Regions from separate parts of the Homo sapiens genome. Here region 1 is linked to region 2. A link is an interaction called in ENCODE POLR2A ChIA-PET data of the cell type or tissue named here. Cell type or tissue: Caco-2. All regions are shown on one strand. Links, peaks and the distances in the headings refer to the core of each region. The heading gives the core; the rest is flanking DNA.

Region 1 (11,732 bases), core at 41-8,040, 270 kb before region 2:
ATTGCCCAGGCTGGTCTCAAACTCCTGGGCTCAAGCAATCTTCCCATTCAGACTCCCAAAGTACTGGGATTACAAGCATCAACCACCACATCTGGCCACTATGGGGTTTCTTTATTTTTTTATTTTATTTTATTTTTGAGACGGAGTTTCACTCTGTCACTCAGGCTGGAGTGCAGTGGCACCATCTCGGCTCACTGCAAGCTCCACCTCCTGGGTTCACGCCATTCTCCTGCCTCAGCCTCCCAAGCAGCTGGGACTACAGGCGCCCACCACCATGCCTAGCTAATTTTTTTGTATTTTTAGTAGAGATGGGGTTTCACCATGTTAGCCAGGATGGTCTCGATCTCCTGACCTCGTGATCCGCCCTCCTCAGCCTCCCAAAGTGCTGGGATTAAAGGCGTGAGCCACCGCACCCGGCCACTATGGGATTTCTTAATACTGTTTCCAAGGCAACTATTTTGCAAACAATGAATGTGTATGTATTTAAGTATATATTTTTGGAGAAAACATTCTAAAAATTAACAAATTTGAAGCTGGGCTGCTTCACTTTGTTTGCTTGTTCTTTAAATTTCCACTGGGCACAGTGGCTCATGCCTGTAATCCTAGCATTCTGGGAAGCCAAGAAAGGAGGATGGCTTGAGTCCAGGGGTTCAAGGCTGCAGTAAGCTATGATCATGCCACTGCACTCTAGCCTATGTGACAGATTAAGCCTTGTCTCAGATACATGAATACATAAGTAAATAAATATAATTTCCTATCACTCTAACATTATCTCAAGGGACACAGCTTCATGTTATAAGTGCAAATTACCTTGGATTTCTCCTGGAATTTTTGTACTGATCTTCAATGTTCCGGTCTTCCCATTTTATTCCTAAAATGTAGACCCATAAAAGTCATGATAAATGATTACAAAATTATAGAAACATTTTAGATTCTATGTTCATGGGACACTGTGACCATGCCTGACTTATTCACCAAAATATTATTGACCCTTGAACAAAATGGGCTTGCATGGCACAAGTCCACTCATATGCAAACTTTTATCAACCTCTGCTGCCTCTGAGGGAACAAGACCAACCCCTCCTCTTCAGGCTACTCAATGTGAAAACAATGAAAAGGATTCCTTTAGGATGATCCACTTAATCAAGTCAATATGTTTTCACTTCCTTATGATTTTCTTGATAATATTTCTTTTTTCTAGCTTACTTTATTATAAGAATACCATATATAATAGACCAAACAGACCAGGCATGGTGGTTTATACCTATAATCCCAGCACTTAGGGATGAGGTGGGAGGACTGCTTGAGGCTAAGAGTTTGAGACCAGCCTGGGCAACATAGCAAGACCTCCATCTCCACAAAAAATAATTTAAAAATCAGCCCAGCATGGTGGCACTTGCCTACAATCCTAGCTACTCAAGAGTCTGAGGCAGGAGGATTGCTTGACCCCAGGAGTTCTAAGTTGTATTAAGCTATGACCATGCCCCTACACTCCAGCCTGAGTAACAAAGTGAGACACTGTCCTAATATACACTTACACATACACACCAACACACAAAATATGTATTAATTGACTGGTTATGTTACTGATAAAGCTTCCAGTCAACAATAGGCTATTAACATTTAGCTTTTTTTCTTTTTATTTGAGACGAAGTTTCACTCTCGTTGCCCAGACTGGAGTGCAGTGGCATGATCTCAGCTCGCTGCAACCTCCACCTCCCAGGTTGAAGCAGTTCTCCTGTCTCAGCCTCCTGAGTAGCCAGGATTACAGGTGCCTGGCACCATGCTTGGTTAATTTTTTGTATTTTTAGTAGAGATGGGGTTTCACATTGGCCAGGCTGGTCTCAAACTCCTAACCTCAAGGGATCCACCCACCTCGGCCTCCCAAAGTGCTGGGATTACAGGTGTGAGCCCCTGCACCCGGCCAACAGTTAACATTTTATAGAGTCAAAAGTTAAAACCAGATCATCAACTGTGCAGAGGTTAAGAGTCTCTGACACCCACTTTGTTCAAGGGTCTACTGTATTCTTTTTTTTTTTTTTTTTTTTTTTTGAGACGGAGTCTCGCTCTTTCACCCAGGCCAGAGTGCAGTGGCGCTATCTCGGCTCACTGCAAGCTCAGCCTCCTGGGTTCACGCCATTCTCCTGCCTCAGCCTCCCGAGTAGCTGGGACTACAGGTGCCCGCCACCACACCCGGCTAATTTTTTTTTGTATTTTTAGTAGAGATGGGGTTTCACCATGTTAGCCAGGATGGTCTCAATCTCCTGACCTCATGATCTACCCACCTCGGCCTCCCAAAGTGCTGGGATTATAGGTGTGAGCCACCATGCCCGGCCTTACGGTATTCCTTTTTTTTTCAGATGGAGTCTTGCTCTGTGGCCAAGGCTTGAGTGCAGTGGCACAATCTTGGCTCACTGCAACCTCTGCCTCCCAAGTTCAAGCAATTCTTCCACCTCAGCCTCCTGAGTAGCTGGGACTACAGGCGTGCACTACCACGCGTGGCTAATTTTTGTATTTTTAGTAGAGACGGGGTATCATCATGTTGGCCAGGCTGGTCTCGAACTCATGACCTCAAGTGATCCACCCACCTTGGCCTCCCAAAGTGCTAAGATTGCAGCCGTGAGCCACTGCATCAGGCCAGTCTACTGTATTCCCTACCATGTTTCAAATCATTGAGCAGTGTAGATGACCAAGAAACACTTGTTCTGTAATTGACTAAGTGAAGAAATGATGTCATCCTTACCTACAGACATCAGGTTCCTGATGATTTCCCACATCACATCTCTGTAGAGTTTCTTCTGGGACGGATCCAGCAAAGCCCACTCCTCCTGGGTAAAGTTCACAGCCACATCCTCAAAGATCATTGAGTCCTGAAACATCCCACATGGCAGAGGAGGAAGGTTCAGGCTGACAGCACTAGGAAGCTACACTCTAGAGGAAGTTCACACAATGCTATAGACTCCAAACATTTATTCAATGATTTGGTCATCAGACTCTTATCCTCTGTCTATACTCATTTTCTCCAGCACAGCAATTCTGATGCTAGAATTGAACACATTCAGTAAAGTAATAGCCAATACGGACAAGCCTCTCATTCATGATTTCAGGGAGTTGAGATATGCTGCCCAGATCACCTCTAGTGTCTTTCTGTCTAGTGGGTCTATACTAACTCTCGTGACAAAGTCCTACTATGTGTTGTCTACAAGAGACAATATTAGCAGCTCTAAGACAACATATCCCTACACACGTTTATTTAGAAAGTTGAACTATGATGGTATCTCAGAGCTAGATTTAAGGAGAGCTGCACCAGCATAACAAAGAAAAGGAGCTGTGTGCCTCAACTATTTATTAAAACAATATGATATTTGCCACTGGGCATAGTGGCTCACACCTGTAATGCCAGCACTTTAGGAGGCTGAGACGAGTGGATTGCTTGAGCTCAGGAGTTCAGGACAAGCCTGGGCAACATGGTGAAACCCCATCTCTACAAAACATACAAAAATTAGCCAGGCATAATGGCGCATGTCTGTAGTCCCAGCTACTAGGGAGGTTGAGCTGGGAGGATTGCTTGAACCCAGGAGGTAGAGGCTGCAGTGAGCCATGAGTGTGACACTGACCTCCGGCCTGGGTGACAGAGCGAGGCCCTGTCTCAAATTAAATTGAAAAATAAATAAATAAGTAAATAATATGGTATTTGCTTAATTTCCATCATCCTTCTGAGAGTTTGAAATTTTGTGATATAATCAGCAGAGAAGCATACCTGATCAGTCACTGCTAGGTTTGAATGTTTGTCCCCTCCAAAACTCATACTGAAACTTTATCCCCAAGGTGTCAGTATTCAAAAGTGGGGCCTTGAAGAGGTGACTATGTCATGAGGGCTCTGCCTCATGAATGGGTTCATTCACTGATGGATGAAAGGGTTAATGAGTAAATGAGATATCCTGGGAGTAAGACTGGTGGCCTCAGAAGAAGAGGAAGAGACCCCTAAGCTAGCACCCCCTCCCCTAGGAATACCCTTCTTCCATTGCCTCAGATAGTGAAGAGTCCCCACCAGCAAGGCTTTCACCAGATGTGCCACCGTGCCCTTAGACTTCCCAAACTCCAGAATTGTACAAAACAAATATCATTTCTTGTATATTACCCAATTTCAGGCATTCTATTCTAATGAACATAAAACAGACTAAGATGGCCATGAAAAAAAAACTCTGGGTACTAAGTGTCTGAGTGACCTTGGTACGTAACATTTCATATGTTCTGTCAACACTTGTTACTTGGGGGATTTAGCCCATTCTATGTGATTACAATAAGAGAACACCTGGAAGCTGGCAACCGGTTTTCCGTAAACTAAATTTAATGAAGTGTAACGTAAGGTTAATGAAATGTATTTCATCATCCTAAAGGAAAATTTTTAAATACTAGGTAACATCAAAGGAGAATGAAAGATGGATAAAGATTGTACACGTTCTTCTAAAGAACCGCTTGTCAGCCAGGCGCAGGGGCTCACACCTGCAATCCCAGCACTTCAGGAGGCCGAGGTGGGCAGATCACAAAGCCAGGAGTTCGAGACCAGCCTGGCCAACATGGTGAAAACCCATCTCTACTAAAAATACAAAAATTAGCCGGGCGTGGTGGCAGGTGCCTATAATCCCAGCTACTCGGGAGGCTGAGGCAGGAGAATCGTTTGAACCCGGGAAGTGGAGGTTGCAGTGAGCTGGGACTGCGCCATTGCACTCCAACCTGGGCGACAAGAGTAAGACTCCATCTCAAAAAAAAAAAAAAAAAAAAAAGAACTGCATGTCACCAAGGTGTCATCTCTCATGAATATTTATGAAATTCCTTAAATCATTAAAACAGACCTGTTAGTAGTCAATAAAAGCTACTTAAACAAAACTAATGGAGGTAACAAATGTCTAAAAATGCTAAAAATCTTCTAAACCAGAAAGTGACAGCTTACCTAACACACATGAAGGATTTTGAAACTATAATATTCAACACACCACACTGTTGACAGAAAGATGAACAAAGAGAAAAAGGTAAGTGAAAATGTAGAACAGGCCAGGTGCGGTGACCTATTCTACCATCTTATTTGCAAATATTATATTTATTTGCAAATATTATCTTCATATACTCCAATTTCTCCTGGGCCTACGAAAAGTCTGAAATAAGGCTCTCTTCTCTGTTTCAACTACACTAAAGCCTAACTGGGGTCAAAAATTGGCAGGGACTACATAAAAATATTGTCAACAAAAAGCCTGCAACCATCTGGAACAACAGTCTATGACTGAGACAGAATAGACCATCTAAGACCCAGGAAAACAATCTGGAGAGAAAATTAGCTTCAGAAATTAGGCTAATCAAAAGCACTTTGGTATCCTGGGGAATTGAGAAAGCCTCACGTCTGCCCAGGAAATAACACATTTCTAGAAAAAACCTGAGGAGGCCCTAAGTTTCGGCACTGGCTGATCTCTAGGCTCAGTTCAGCAGAAATTGGAGGCTAACGCAGAGTTTTAAACAGTCGGCCGGGCGCGGTGGCTCACGCCTGTAATCCCAGCACTTTGGGAGGCTGAGGCGGGCAGATCAAGAGGTCAGGAGATCCAGACCATCCTGGCTAACACGGTGAAACCCTGTCTCTACTAAAACTACAAAACTTAGCCGGGTGTGGTGGCGGGCACCTGTAGGCCCAGCTACTCAGGAGGCTGATGCAGGAGAATGGTGTGAACCCGGGAGGCAGAGCTGGCAGTGAGCCAGGACCACGCCACTGCACTCCAGCTTGGGTGACAGAGCGAGACTCCGTCTCAAAAAAAAAAAAAAAACAAACAAAACTCAGGCCGAGTGTTCAAGGAATGCTGCACGACAAAGCCATCCACAAAGCCTGGAAGAAGTCAGGTTTGGGCCTCTTTTTGTTTGATTGTTTGTTTGTTTGTTTGTTTTTTGAGACAGAGTTCTGCTCTTGCTGCCCAGGCTGGAGTGCAGTGGTAAGATCTCAGCTCACTGCAACCTCTGCCTCCCAGGTTCAAGTGATTCTCCAGCCTCAGCCTCCCCAGTAGCTGGGATTACAGGGGCCCACCACCACGCCTGGCTAATTTTTGTATTTTTAGTAGAGACAGGGTTTCGCCATGTTGGCCAGGCTGGCCTCGAACTCCTGACCTCAGGTGATCCACCCGCCTTGGCCTCCCAAAGTGCCGGGATTACAGGCATGAGCCACAGCACCCGGCCAGGTCTGTTTTATTTTAGCTCCTAGCATTCAGGAAACCTCTCTCAAAACACTAGATGAACACAAGTTAAAGGAACAGAGCCTTCATTGACTAGAGAGGACAGGGAATACATCTCTGTAAACATACTTTGAAAAAGTTACTACCAGGCACAGTGGCTCACCCCTGTAATGCCAGCACTTTGGGAGGCCGAGGCAGATGGATCACTTGAGGTCAAGAGTTCAAGACCAGCGTGGCCAACATGGCGAAACCCTGTCTCTACTAAAATTATTAAAATTAGCCGGGCATGGTGGCGCACGCCTGTAATACCAGCTACTCGGGAGACTGAGGCACGAGAATCATTTGAACCCAGGAGGAGGTGAAGGTTGCAGTGAGATGAGATCACGCCACTACACTCCAGGCTGGGCAACAGAGCGAGACTCCATCTCAAAAAAACAAACAAACAAGCAAAAACTACAGAAGGTAGAAAAAGAGAAAGTTTTAAAAATAGAAAACGAGGCCGGGAGCAGTGTCTCATGCCTGTAATCCCAGCACTTTGGAAGGTCGAGGTGGACAGATCACCTAAGGTCGGGAGTTTGTGACCAGCCTGACCAACATGGAGAAACCCCGTCTCTACTAAAAAATACAAAATTAGCTGGGCATGGTGGCACATGCCTGTAATCCCAGCTACTCGGGAGGCTGAGGCAGGAGAATCGCTTGAATGTGGGAGGCAGAGGTTGTGGTGAGCTGAGATCGCGCCATTGCACTCCAGCCTGGGCAACAAGAATGAAACTCCGTCTAAAAAAAAAAAAGAAAGAAAGAAAGAAGAAAACAAGTACAACAAACAGAGAACAATTACATATATACATATTAATACAATTATATCAATTACCACTTTAAATGTCTGTTACTTATATACACAAAAAAGAGACACAGATTGACATAGTAGATTAAACAAGCCTCAGTAATGTGTACAAGAAAATCATTTCAAACAAAAAGAAGTGAATAGATTAAATAAAAAGGTATGAAGAAAGATAAGCCATTCTAACACTAATCAAAAGAAATGTGCAATAGTTTTATAAAACTCAGACAAACCACATTTTAGATCAAGGAAAATGGCAAGGAATTTTCCTCATAATTGCCTTGGGCTTGCTTTTTTTTTTTTTTTTTGAGACAGAGTCTCATTCTGTTGCCCAGGCTGGAGTGCAATGGTGCAATCTCGGCTCACTGCAACCTCCACCTCCCAGGTTCAAGTGATTCTCCTGCCTGAGCCTCCCGAGTAGCTGGGATTACAGGTGACTGCCACCACACCCGGCTATTTTCTGTATTTTTAGTAGAGACAGGGTTTCGCCGTGTTGGCCAGGCTGGTCTCGAACTCCTGACCTCAGGTGATCCACCTGCCTTGGCCTCCCAAAGTGCTGGGATTTCAGGTGTGAGCCACCACGCCGGACCATCATTGCCTTGTAAAAGAGATTTTGTAACAGTGAAGAGGTCAATCCTGCAAGAAGACATAATAGGACCAGGCGCAATGACTCACACCTGTAATCCCAGCACTTTGGGAGGCCAAGGTGAGCAGAATGCTTGAGTCCAGGAGCTCGAGGCCAGCCTGGGCAACATGGCGAAGCCTTGTCTCTACAAAAAAAAAACAAAAAAAAACAAAAATTAGCTAGGCATCGTGGTACATGCCTGTAGTACCAGCTACTCAGGAGGCTGAGGCTGAAGGATCACTTGAGCCTGGGCACTGGGAGGTCAAAGCTGCAGTGAGCTGTGATTGTGCCACTGCACTCCAGCCTGGGAGACAGATGGGGACCCTGTCTCAAAAAAAAAAGACATAAGGTATAATAATCTTTATTACTTATATGTATGCCCATAAAATATAACATCAAGATACAAGACAAAAACATAAAACTATAAGACAAAATATACAAATCCAAAATTATAGTTGGAAGCCAACAGTTCACCTCTATCCATAATTAATAGGTCAATACAACAAAAAAATCACTAATGATATAGCTAAACTCAACAGCATCAATAATGTATTAGTCCGTTCTCATTCAGCTAATAAAGACATGCTTCAGGAAACTTACAATCATGGCGGAAGGGAAAGCAAACACGTCCTTCTTCACATGGTGGCAGGAAGGAGAAGAACGAGTGCCCAGCGAAGAAGGAAGCCCCTTATAAAACCATCAGATCTCTTGAGAACTAACTCACTATCACCAGAACAGGATGGGGAAAAACACCCCCATGATTCAATTATCTCCACCAGGTCCCTTCCACAACAGGTGAGGATTATGGGAACTACAATTCAACATGAGATTTGGGTGGGGACACAGCCAAACTGTATCAATTAATCAACTGCATTTAATTAATATGTATTTATAGAATCCTTCATTCAACACCAGCAGAATACACATTCCTCTCAAGTTCACATGAAATATTCACCACAGTAAACTACACTGGAAGCATAAAATATGCCTTAACAAATTGAACAGAAATGCTATAAAGTATGCAATCAAATCATATTAAACTAGAAATTGATAACCAAAAGATAGTTGAAAAGCTTCCAAAAGTAGAGATTTAATCTGCAGCTGAAATAGGTGAACCAATCTTTGCAAGGTGACAAGCCCAGAGAGAGACAGTAAGGACCTAGAACACAGACAAGTCTAACTCAAGTGTCACATCGTATCCTCCTGTCACCAGGGGCATCCCCCATCCCCATCCTGCTCACTGAAGTGCTCAGTGACCACCCTCCCAGGAGACGACACATTGTGCGTCCCCTGTGTTCCTAAAGTGCATTTTGCTTTTCAGGTTCTTGCACCATCTCAGTGGGGTGGGTTTTCCTGTCCTTAGGAATAGTTTTCTCCCTTAACTATGCTGAGAGCATCCAGAAAACAGGAATCATTTCTGTCCTGTCCCTTCAATACCACCATCCAACTGGCTGATGAGCCAAGTGTCCCCAAGGAATGGAATCTGGATTTGGGGAAGAAAAGCTGAGTGTCCCAGGGGATTAGAGCTTTTTTTTGAGACTGGGTCTCACTCCAGTTGCCCAGGCTGGAGTGCAGTGGTGCGATCGCAGCTGACTGCAGCTTTGACCTCCCTGGCTCAGGTGATCCTCCCACCTCAGCCTCCCCAGGAGCTGGGACTAGAGGCACGCACCACCATACCCGGCTAGTTTTTTTGTATTTTTAGTAGAGACGGGGTTTCGCCATGTTGCCTAGGCTGGTCTCGAACTCCTGGACTCAAGGGGTCCACCCGCCTCGGCTTCCCAAAGTGGTGGGATTACAGGCTTCCCAAAATGGTGGGATTACAGGTGTGAGAGACTGTTCCTGGCCCAGGATTAGCTTTTTAAGGAGGGGAATACCAGGGGACTTCTCCCACCCCAGGGCACCTAGCTCCTCTCCTGGGAAGCCCCAACTCCACGCCTCAGGTTGTCCTCTGGGAGGAGTGACCCACCCTCCAAGAAACATGGTAGCTGTGGGCATCTTCAGTCAGCCCCAGGCAGTTCTGAAACCCAGGACCAGGATAAGATGGAGGGTGAGTTGAGGACACATCGCCCTGTAAAGTTTCCAAAGATAAACCTCAACCCAAAGACATTCTCAGAAGGTGTCCGTGCCTCGGGCAGATAAAAGGAGGAGAGGCATAAAGATTGTTTACAGCAAGTGTCAGGTGCTTTTTCTCCGCTTCCTCAAGTGTGAAATGTTCACAAACACACAACAAATCTTTACAAAAAGAGCCATATTTTGCCCTCTTAAAAAAAAAAAAGCCTATTAAAATATTGCGTGTGGCCAGGCGCCATGGCTCACACCTATAATCCCAGCACTTTGGGAGGCCTAGACGGGCGGATCACCTGAGGTCAGGAGTTCAAGACCAGCCTGGCCAACATGGTGAAACCCCGTTTCTACTAAAATACAAAAATTAGCCGGGCATGGTGGCACGCGCCTGCAGTCCCGGCTACTCGGGAGGCTGAGGCAGGAGACCCGCGAGGTAGAGGTTGCAGTGAGCCAAGATCGTGCCACTGCACTCCAGCCTGGGCAACAGAGTGAGGCTCCGTCTCCACCAAAAAAAAAAAAATTATATATATATATTTAATATATATATAATTCATATATACATGAAAAACGTGTGAGGACGGTTGCAGTGGCTCATGCCTGTAATCCCAGCACTTTGGGTGGCTGAGGAGGGTGGATCACCTGAGGTCAGGAGTTTGAGACCAGCCTGGCCAACACGGTGAAAACCCGTCTCTACTAAAAATACATGAATTAGCCGCGCGTGGTGGCGGGCGCCTGTAATCCCAGCTACTCGGGAGTCTGAGACAGGAGAATCGCTTGAACCCAGGAAGCGGAGGTTTCAGTGAGCCGAGATTGCGCCACTGCACTCCAGCCTGGGCGACACAGCGAGACTCTGTCACAAAAAAAAAAAAAAAAAAAAAAAAAAAAAAAAAATATATATATATATATATATATATATATACACACACATATATACATATATACACATATATATATATATACACATATATATATATACACACACACACACATATATATGGCTATGTTTGAAACAAAGCCTGGGGGACGAAGAGTTGACATTGTTGTGGTGAACTGAAGAGGAGGCCAGCTCTAAAACGCGGAGCGGGATCTGGAAATCCAGGGATTTGCTGGCAGCCCTAGGAGAAGCTAGGCCAGGGATCACAGTTGCGGATTTGAGACCCTGCTTCGCATATATCTGGATATCTCAGTAAAAACTCGAGCCCCTTGGAGACAAAGGAGGAACTGGGGACCCCACAGACCGCTGCTCCTTCCACATGAACCCCACACCCGAGGAGGATTCCCCCCATGACCCTCCCGTGTCCCCGCACAATCTAGGGAGACGCGGGGCTGCGGACGCGGAGCTGCCCAGAGAGGACTCCGGAACCTGGGCCGCAGTTGCCGCGCGGGGACCGGACAGGACGCCCGGAGTCCTGGCTGCAGGCCCAGCCCCACCCTGAGGCCGAGAGGACCGAGGACCGAGCTGGGCCAGGGCACTCGGGTCCTCAGACCCCAGAGACAACAGCGAGGAGGTCTGGGTCCCGCCACAGCCGGTTCCGGTCGGTTACAACCAGCTGTACCCTGTCTCGGGAACCCCGGCCTCGGACACTCACCATTTCCCGGCTTCCGAGGTATTCCGGTTCCTACCTACACCTCCGGCTGCCAGTACAGGTTCCAGCCCGACCGAGCAGGGAGCCGAGCGCGGGTGACAGAGAAGACGCCGCGGGCTTTTTCAACCTCGCATCCTCCAGCCTCCTGGACGCCTGATTGACAGTTCTCACGGCCCCGCCCAGCGGCTCTGATTGGATAGTACTCCAGGTCCCGCCCCCTAGGCACTGAGCGACAGAAGAAGTGATCTCCCAGTGCTGAGTGGAGCCAGATGAACAGGTTGCAGACACAGCTCTTGGCATGGGGCGGGCGGGGGAGGGGGGGTTCCTCCCTGGGCAGTGACCTGACCCCTCCCGGGGAATATCTGCATTTAAGAAGAATTCCTGCCAATAGTCTGCGAGCCCTT
Region 2 (9,408 bases), core at 1-8,000:
GGGGTTTTACCATGTTGGCCAGGATGGTCTTGATCTCTTGACCTCGTGATCTGCCCACCTCGGCCTCCCAAAGTGCTGGGATTACAGGCGTGAGCCACCGCGCCCGGCCTACGCCTGGCTAATTTTTGTATTTTTAGTAGAGACGTGGTTTCGCCATGTTGCCCAGGCTGGTCTCGAACTCCTGACCTCATGATCCGCCTGTCTCGGCCTCCCAAAGTGTTGGGATTACAGGTATGAGCCACCGCGCCCAGCCAATTATTATTATTTTTTGAGATGCAGTCTCACTCTGTTGCCCAGGCTGGAGTTGCAGTGGCATGATCTTGGCTCACTGCAATCTTCATCTCCCAGACTGAAGCAGTTCTCATGCCTCAGCCTCCTGAGTAGCTGGGATTACAGGCACACGCCACCACACCTGGCTAATTTTTGTATTTTTAGTAGAGATGGGATTTCACCATGTTGGCCAGGCTGGTCTCAAACTCCTGACCTCAAGTGATTTGCCCACGTCGGCCTCCCAAAGTGCTGGGATTATAGGCGTGAGCCACCGGGCCCAGCCCAAGAGAATAAAAATGTGGGTGGTAAAAATTTTTTTCCCAAAAATTCGTAAATGAAAATCTCACATATTATGCATACTGCCCAGGAGCATGGCCTAGCACTGTGCAAACACTCAACTGCTGGTCGTTGCAAGGATTATTATTGGCCGGCTTCAGTGGCTCGTGCTGGTATTCCCAGCACATTGGGAGATGGAGGCTGGAGGATTGCTTAAGTCCGGGATTTCAAGACCAGCCTGGACAACATAGTGGGATCCCATCTCTACAAAGAATTTTAAAAATTAGCCAGGTGCAGTGGGAAGATTGCTTCAGTCCAGAGGCTGCAGTGAGCTATGATTGTGCCACTGCACTCCAGCCTGGGTGACAGAGCAACACCCTGAGACAGAGAGAGAGAGGGGGAAGGAGGGAAGGAGGGAAGGAAGGAAGGAAGGAAGGAAGGAAGGAAGGAAGGAAGGAAGGAAGGAAAGGAGAGAGAGAGAGAGAGAGAGAGAGAGAGAGAGAGAAAATAATTTTTATTTATTTCCAGGCTGGGAAGAGATGCTGATTTCTGCGATAAAATCAGTAGGTACATTTTTTGGAATGTTCGCTATGTGCCAGGCTAGATTTTACAGATGAGAAGTCTGAAGCTCAGGTAAGGTAAGTCACCTGTCCAGGGCCACAAAGAAAAAAAAAACGTGTGTCTGAAGCCAGAACGGGAGCTGTTGCGGCCCAACTCCCTCCCCTGCCCCCAAGCGGCCTCTGGGCTCGGGAAGGGCCCCTGCCTCCTCCCGCCAGGCACTTATCTCTACCCAGGCTGAGTGCTGGCCCCGCCCCCTCGGGGATCTGCCACTTAGAGGCGCCTGGTCGGGAAGGGCCTGGTCAGCTGCGTCCGGCGGAGGCAGCTGCTGACCCAGCTGTGGACTGTGCCGGGGGCGGGGGACGGAGGGGCAGGAGCCCTGGGCTCCCCGTGGCGGGGGCTGTATCATGGACCACCTCGGGGCGTCCCTCTGGCCCCAGGTCGGCTCCCTTTGTCTCCTGCTCGCTGGGGCCGCCTGGGCGCCCCCGCCTAACCTCCCGGACCCCAAGTTCGAGAGCAAAGGTAAGGATGAGCTGCGTGTGGACCCCTACGCTGGAGCCTGCAGGACCATGCTGGGGCCTGAACTCCCAGCCTAGGTCCTGGGGGCCATGCCTGTTTCTGGACTTCCTGACCGGGTCCTGGGGGCCAAGCTGGCATCTGAACCCTTAGACTGGGTCCTGGATGGGTGGGGGGCGGGGTGGGGTATGTTAGGATCCAAGACTCCTGATCGCGTCCCGGGCAAGAGCTAGAGTGGGCTTAACATTCCCGTTTTACCTTTTCAGGGAGTCTGGGACATGCTAAATCCTAAGGGGGCTGACTTGGTGCTAAGGTCCCTGGGGGGTGGGGACCAAGCCGACCCTCCCTAGGGGAGGGAGGGTAAAGCCCGGGTCCGAGTTAGAGGGGCCAAGCCACAGGCTACTGTAAACACGGTTTGTGTGAGGGCGCCAGATCACTTGCCCGGCCCGGTGGAGGGAGGGAGGCGGGGGGCACGGTTGGCGCTATCGGTTGGCGGGGAGCCTGCCGGGGCCGATAGGGGGCCCGCCTCTCCGCACACACCCCCAGCCGCGCGCGTGTCCTAGGCTGGGGCGGGGCTGGCAGTCCCGAGCTCGAGGTCTTGAACGCCGCGCCCAGCTCAGCTGGCCGCTGGGTGGGCAGGTGTGCGCCAGTGGTGACGGCGGGGGACAGTAAGGCGAGAAACTTGCCCCTGGGAATTAGGGGGGCACCACCTCTGCGGACCCCTCCAAGGGACCCGCTTGGGAAGATGGCAGGGCGGGGCTTTTTTCTTATCGGGTCCGCCCAGGCTGCGGGAGGGAAGAGGAGGGGGCTGTCTCCCGAGGATAGAGCTCAGACCCCCATGCCCTTCCTTTGTCGCCCCTCCCCAGCGGCCTTGCTGGCGGCCCGGGGGCCCGAAGAGCTTCTGTGCTTCACCGAGCGGTTGGAGGACTTGGTGTGTTTCTGGGAGGAAGCGGCGAGCGCTGGGGTGGGCCCGGGCAACTACAGCTTCTCCTACCAGCTCGAGTGAGTCCGATCCGGCGGGTGCCTCCAAGGGCGGAGGGAGGGGGTGGGGCAGAGCTCCCTGGAGGTCGTAGCCTCGTATGTCCCCTGCTGTTTGAGGCCCGACGGCGCCTCCAGTCGTGGTCACTGGAGGGAAACCTGCGGGTCCAGGGCTGGCACGCCCTCTATGGGCCGGGGCGCGAACACTCCCGCGATCACCGCTGGAACGCGACCCCAAACATCAGGCTGGGATAACAACGCCTCCAAATCGAGGGTAAGGCGTTACTACGTCGGGGCTGGGACGCCTTCTCGAGGTAGTATCCAAAAGGAGGCCAGCAGTGGCTCATGCCTGTAATCCCAACTCTTTGGAAGGTCGAGGCGGAAGAACCGCTTGAGCCCAGGAGTTCAAGACCAGCCTGGGCAACACAGCGAGATCCCCGTCTCTTAAAAAAAAATTAGACTGGGCGCGGTGGCTCACGCCTGTAATCCCAGCACTTTGGGAGGCTGAGGCGGGCGGATCACCTGAGGTCGGGAGTTTGAGACCAGCCTGGCCAACATGGAGAAACTCTATCTCTACTAAAAATACAAAATTAGCCGGGCGTGGTGGCGCATGCCTGTGATCCCAGCTACTCGGGAGGCTGAGGCAGGAGAATCGCTTGAACCCGGGAGGCGGAGGTTGCGGTGAGCCGAGGTAGCGCCATTGCACTCCAGCCTGGGCAACAAGAGCGAAACTCCGTCTCAAAAAAAAAAAAAAAAAAAGCCAGGCGTGGCGCGTGCCTGTGGTCTCAACTACTTGGGAAGCTGAGGTGGGAGGATCCCTTAAGCCCCAGAATTTGAGGCTGCAGTGAGCCATGATCGCGCCACTGCACTCCAGCCTGGGCGACGAAGGAACACCTTGTCACACACACACACAAGGCTAGACCTTGTGTCACACATACACACTGCCCCCCACAGGCCGGGCAATGCCAACTCCCCGGTCCCCCCTCCCAACCTGCTCCCTTCCCTGGGCGCATAGGGATGAGCCATGGAAGCTGTGTCGCCTGCACCAGGCTCCCACGGCTCGTGGTGCGGTGCGCTTCTGGTGTTCGCTGCCTACAGCCGACACGTCGAGCTTCGTGCCCCTAGAGTTGCGCGTCACAGCAGCCTCCGGCGCTCCGCGATATCACCGTGTCATCCACATCAATGAAGTAGGTAAGTGCTCTGGGAATGGAGGAGTGGTCGGAGGAGAGGGTCTCAGTCCTCGCCCACCTGACCAACCCCCATGCCTGCAGTGCTCCTAGACGCCCCCGTGGGGCTGGTGGCGCGGTTGGCTGACGAGAGCGGCCACGTAGTGTTGCGCTGGCTCCCGCCGCCTGAGACACCCATGACGTCTCACATCCGCTACGAGGTGGACGTCTCGGCCGGCAACGGCGCAGGGAGCGTACAGAGGGTGAGGCCAGCCCCTACGGCCCAGCCCCCAAAGCTCCACTGACTACGGCCCAGCCACGCCTCTCGAGGTCGCGCCCGGTGCCGCTTTCAGGGCCGGTCCGTAACATCCCACATCCCATTACCCTGGTGCTGAAGACCGTTCCACGCCCACAGACACACCCCCTTTCCTAATGTCCTCGCAAGCCTGTTGAACCCCAACTTCTTCTCCCTCCGGCCCGTAACCCTAGACCCCTTTAGCGCCCGGGTCCCTCTACGAGTGCTAGCCCAGATATTAAATTGCCCGGGTCCCGCCCTTTCGTACCAGAGACTCTCTCTCTGATTGGCCCTGAGCTTTCTTGGGCTCCTCCCCCTACTCTTATTGGTCCCATTGCAATTCTAGGGCACCGTTTTCCTTTCCCCTGATTGGCTCAGTTCCACCAGGGCCCGCCCCCACGTCATCTATTTTTGTCTGCTACGCGTCCCTCGCCCTGATTCCGCCCCCAGGTGGAGATCCTGGAGGGCCGCACCGAGTGTGTGCTGAGCAACCTGCGGGGCCGGACGCGCTACACCTTCGCCGTCCGCGCGCGTATGGCTGAGCCGAGCTTCGGCGGCTTCTGGAGCGCCTGGTCGGAGCCTGTGTCGCTGCTGACGCCTAGCGGTGAGGCCCCAGGCGGGGGTGTAGGAGGAGCCAGGGCGAATCACGGGGCAAGCCCACCGCCCTGACCTCCTCCCCGCCTCTTAGACCTGGACCCCCTCATCCTGACGCTCTCCCTCATCCTCGTGGTCATCCTGGTGCTGCTGACCGTGCTCGCGCTGCTCTCCCACCGCCGGTGAGCTCCCCATTTGGGCGCTGGGCCCAGACTCCTCCCCGCCAACGGTCCTCTTTCACTATGGAAACCTAGGCTCAGAGAGAGACACGCACTTGCCCAAGGTCACGCAGTAAGGATTCACATCAGTGGCAGGGCTGGGATGCATGCCAGACTAGACCCAGACTCTTCGTTAACATTTTCTGCTCTTGGGGACTTTCACCTGATTTTCCTTCTACATCAGGGGCTGCCATTTCTTGGGTCCCTTTGTTAGTTCCTTTCCCCAGTGTCATCACCTTTGTAAAATCAACTAGATGGATTTAGTGAAAGAATTTAAGACCCTGAATGCCTCCGCACCCCTGCGGTCAAGCTTCTCAGACACTATGATCAGACTAGCCGTTCTGAGGTATTTGTAATTCCAAGCACACACTAGGTGGTTTCACACCCCCAAGCTTTTGCCCATGCTGTTCCCTCTGCCTGGAATGCCCTTCCTGCCTTGTCTGCTAAGCAATCTTCTAGTCGTCTTTCATGGCCCTGTTCATTTACTTGGTTGGAAAATACAAACAGAGTGCCAAACATGTGCCAGGCACTGGAGAGAGAATGGAGAACAAGCTAGACCCTGACCACAAGTCCCTGACCTTGTGGATCTCAAGTCAACAAACAAGGGACCCAAGAAATATTTGATGACAAATTGTAATGAGTGATATCACAGAAACAAACAGAATGTGGTGACATGACAGGATGGTCAGGGAAGGCCTCCAGGAGGAGGTGACATCAGAGTGGAAACCTGAAGATTGGAAGGAAGCAGCCGCTTGAAAAGTGGGGAGAAGAAACAGCAAGTGCAAAGGCCCTGAGGTGGGAATGAGATTGGAACGTTCAGCCAGCTTCAAGAATTGCCACATGGCATGGCCTGGCATGGTGGCTCACGCCTGTAATCCCAGCACTTTGGGATGCCGAGGCAGGCAGATCACCTGAGGTTGGGAGTTCGCGACCAGCCTGACCAACATGGAGAAACCCCACCTCTACTAAAAATACAAAACTAGCCAAGCGTGGTGGCACATGCCTGTAATCCCCGCTACTCGGGAGGCTGAGGCAGGAGAATCACTTGAACCTGGGAGGTGGAGGTTGCGGGTGAGCCGAGATCGTGCCATCGCATTCCAGCCTGGGCAATAAGAGTGAAACTCCGTCTCAAAAAAAAAAAAAAAATTGCCACATGGCTAGAGTGGTATGTAAGGGGGTGTGGCAGATATTGAGATGAGGGAGGTGACAGGGGTCATATAACGCAGGGCCTTCTGCAGGGTGGTGGGGAGGAGTTTGGAATTTTTTTTTTTTTTGAGACAGAGTCACTCTTGTCGCCCAAGCTGTAGTGCAGTGCAGCAGTCTTGGCTCACTGCAATCTCTGCCTCCCAGGTTCAAGTGATTCTCCTGCCTCAACCGCCTGAGTAGCTGAGATTACAGGCGTGCATGCCCGGCTAATTTTGTAGTTTTAGTAGAGACGGGGTTCCACCATGTTGGCCAGGCTGGTCTCAAACTCCTGACCTCAGGTGATCTGCTCACATCAGCCTCTCAAAGTGCTGGGATTATAGGCATGAGCCACCGTGCCTGGCTTGGATTTTATCCTAAATGCCTTCTCTCATTACCCCAGAAGGTAACATAATATTTATCTATGAAGTGACATCATGGACCTCCTGGAAAAATCTGGGCCAGGGTTTTGGGTTTTTTAATTTATTTTATTTTATTTTTTTTAGAGATGGGGGTCTCACTATGTTTCCTAGGCTGGTCTTGAACTCCTGGGTTCAAATGATCCTCCCACCTCAGCCTCCCAAAGTACTGGGATTATAGTGCTGGTGTAAACCACTGCACCTGGCCATGGCCAGGATTAAAGGGAGAATGACCAAGGTATATTGAACTCCTATGCACCCTTCAATACCCTGTTCCATTTACCCTTTTGTAGGGCCTTGCTGATGCTTCAGCCAAAACCCCTGTCCCCTGGCCCTGATGTACTCCTCTGCCTCCATTGTGATCACAGGGACCAAGTGTATCTGTGCCTCTATGACTGGGAGTGGAGGGGGAATTGGTGAGTATTCAATGAGTCATATCTATGTAACTATTTATATTGGCTTCAACAGGGCTCTGAAGCAGAAGATCTGGCCTGGCATCCCGAGCCCAGAGAGCGAGTTTGAAGGCCTCTTCACCACCCACAAGGGTAACTTCCAGGTAGGTGGCCTGGTTGTCCCCTCAGTGCCTGGGCTTCCCTGCTTCTTGCAGCCAAACTGCAGGCCTCTCTGAGCAGGTTGGTGCTATTTCTTCAGCTGTGGCTGTACCAGAATGATGGCTGCCTGTGGTGGAGCCCCTGCACCCCCTTCACGGAGGACCCACCTGCTTCCCTGGAAGTCCTCTCAGAGCGCTGCTGGGGGACGATGCAGGCAGTGGAGCCGGGGACAGATGATGAGGGCCCCCTGCTGGAGCCAGTGGGCAGTGAGCATGCCCAGGATACCTATCTGGTGCTGGACAAATGGTTGCTGCCCCGGAACCCGCCCAGTGAGGACCTCCCAGGGCCTGGTGGCAGTGTGGACATAGTGGCCATGGATGAAGGCTCAGAAGCATCCTCCTGCTCATCTGCTTTGGCCTCGAAGCCCAGCCCAGAGGGAGCCTCTGCTGCCAGCTTTGAGTACACTATCCTGGACCCCAGCTCCCAGCTCTTGCGTCCATGGACACTGTGCCCTGAGCTGCCCCCTACCCCACCCCACCTAAAGTACCTGTACCTTGTGGTATCTGACTCTGGCATCTCAACTGACTACAGCTCAGGGGACTCCCAGGGAGCCCAAGGGGGCTTATCCGATGGCCCCTACTCCAACCCTTATGAGAACAGCCTTATCCCAGCCGCTGAGCCTCTGCCCCCCAGCTATGTGGCTTGCTCTTAGGACACCAGGCTGCAGATGATCAGGGATCCAATATGACTCAGAGAACCAGTGCAGACTCAAGACTTATGGAACAGGGATGGCGAGGCCTCTCTCAGGAGCAGGGGCATTGCTGATTTTGTCTGCCCAATCCATCCTGCTCAGGAAACCACAACCTTGCAGTATTTTTAAATATGTATAGTTTTTTTTTGTATCTATATATATATATACACATATGTATGTAAGTTTTTCTACCATGATTTCTACAAACACCCTTTAAGTCCCATCTTCCCCTGGGCATAGGCCATAGGGATAGAAGTTAAAGTTCTTGAGCTTATTCAGAAGCTGGATCTGCAATCTGAATGCTACTCATAACATAACAAAATAGTATGTTAAACAGCTCTTAAATCTTACTGGCTTACCACATTAAATGATTTCTCTCTCCTAACTCAGCTCAAATGGGCAGCCATCCATGGGATGAGTCAGAGGTTCAGACTCTTCCAGTCTGTAGCTCTACCTTCTCTTAGGGTACTTAGATGGATCCCCTGTTCTACAAACTGCCAGTCAGCAAGGGAAGAAAAAGGGCAGCAATGACCCTCAATGGGCCATTTGAGGGATCTGGCCTGGAAATGGGCTTCCTCTCTTCTTCTCACACCTCACTGGCTGGAAACAGTCACATGACCCCAGTCACATGAAAGGCCAGGAAACTTAGTTTAGCTGTACACCCAGGAAGGGCAAAGCTGTTTAAGGGCCACTAGCTAGTCTCTGCCACTAATAATAATAAAAGTAATTCTGAATCAGGCCATGTTCTAAGAAAGTACTCTGATGACACTTGGTGTCAACAAGTAACTCAGTGGGAGTTTTGCTTTAACTACTTCTTTTTTTTTCTGAGACAGGGTCTCACTTTTGCACAGGCTGGAGCCCAGTAGCTCAAACATGGTTCGCTGCAGCCTCGACCTCCTGGGCTCAGGCGATCCTCCTGCCTCAGCTTTTCGAGTAGCTGGGACTACTGGCGTGCACCACCAAGCCTGACTGATTTTTTTTTTTTTTTTTTTTGAGACAGAGTCTCGTCTTCATCACCCAGGCTGGAGTGCAGTGGCTCGATCTCAGCTCACTGCAACCTCTGCCTCCCGGGTTCAAGCAATTCTCCTGTCTCAGCCTCCCAAGTAGCTGGGAGTACAAGTGCATGCCACCATGCCTGGCTAAATTTTGTATTTTTAGTAGAGACGGGGTTTCACCATGTAGGCCGGGCTGACCTCGAACTCCTGACCTCAGGTGATCCACCTGTCTCGGCCCCTAAAAACACACACACGTACCAGGGCATGTGTGCAAGAATGTTCGCAGCAGTAAATAAGGCAATCTGATGAAGAAATCAGGGTATAGTCACCCATGGAATTATATGCAATATGGAAAAAGGAATGAACTAAAAAAATGTAGATGAATCTTAGTAACAACGTTGAGTGCAAAAAGAAGGAAGTCTCAAACTTTTTTTTTTTTTTTTTTTTGAGATGGAGTCTCGCTTTGTCACCCAGGCTGGAGTGTAGTGGCACAATCTCGGCTCACTGCAACCTCCGCTTCCTGGGTTCAAGCAATTCTCCTGCCTAAGCCTCCTGAGTAGCTGAGACTACAGGCACCTGCCACCACACCCAGCTAATTTTTTTTGTACTTTTAGTTGATACAGGGTTTCATCATGTTGG

What was found. ChIA-PET counts read pairs that join two places held together with the same protein. Peaks named below come from ENCODE experiments on the same cell type or tissue, not always from the same donor. Only the 100,000 strongest peaks of a DNase experiment are listed, where the experiment ranks them.
Region 1: POLR2A ChIA-PET joins it to region 2 with 11 read pairs; 3 of 35 experiments call an interaction of 5 or more read pairs at or near these places.

Annotation. Positions count from the first base shown.
Region 1 is chr19:11,639,496-11,651,227 of GRCh38, reverse strand. It overlaps the pseudogene ZNF887P. Among named protein-coding and RNA genes, the nearest start is that of ZNF627, 48 kb to the right of the region's middle. RefSeq lists a silencer at 11,467-11,556. In Caco-2, for the core only: no CTCF peak of the experiment used is centred there; no DNase peak of the experiment used is centred there.
Region 2 is chr19:11,376,311-11,385,718 of GRCh38, reverse strand. It overlaps EPOR (erythropoietin receptor), which reads left to right and starts at 1,405. Exons shown (of 8, transcript NM_000121.4): 1 at 1,405-1,626; 2 at 2,487-2,622; 3 at 3,614-3,789; 4 at 3,870-4,027; 5 at 4,510-4,663; 6 at 4,748-4,835; 7 at 6,941-7,028; 8 at 7,124-8,512. The coding sequence starts at 1,512. The coding sequence ends at 7,735. RefSeq lists a silencer at 2,106-2,165 and enhancers at 3,619-3,708, 3,719-3,778, 4,029-4,098, 3,765-4,302. In Caco-2, for the core only: CTCF peaks have their summits at 2,806, 4,470 (motif pointing left), 4,679 and 7,253 (motif pointing left); DNase peaks (open chromatin) are centred at 1,348, 2,698, 4,008, 4,468 and 3 weaker places; H3K4me3 peaks cover 3,979 bases.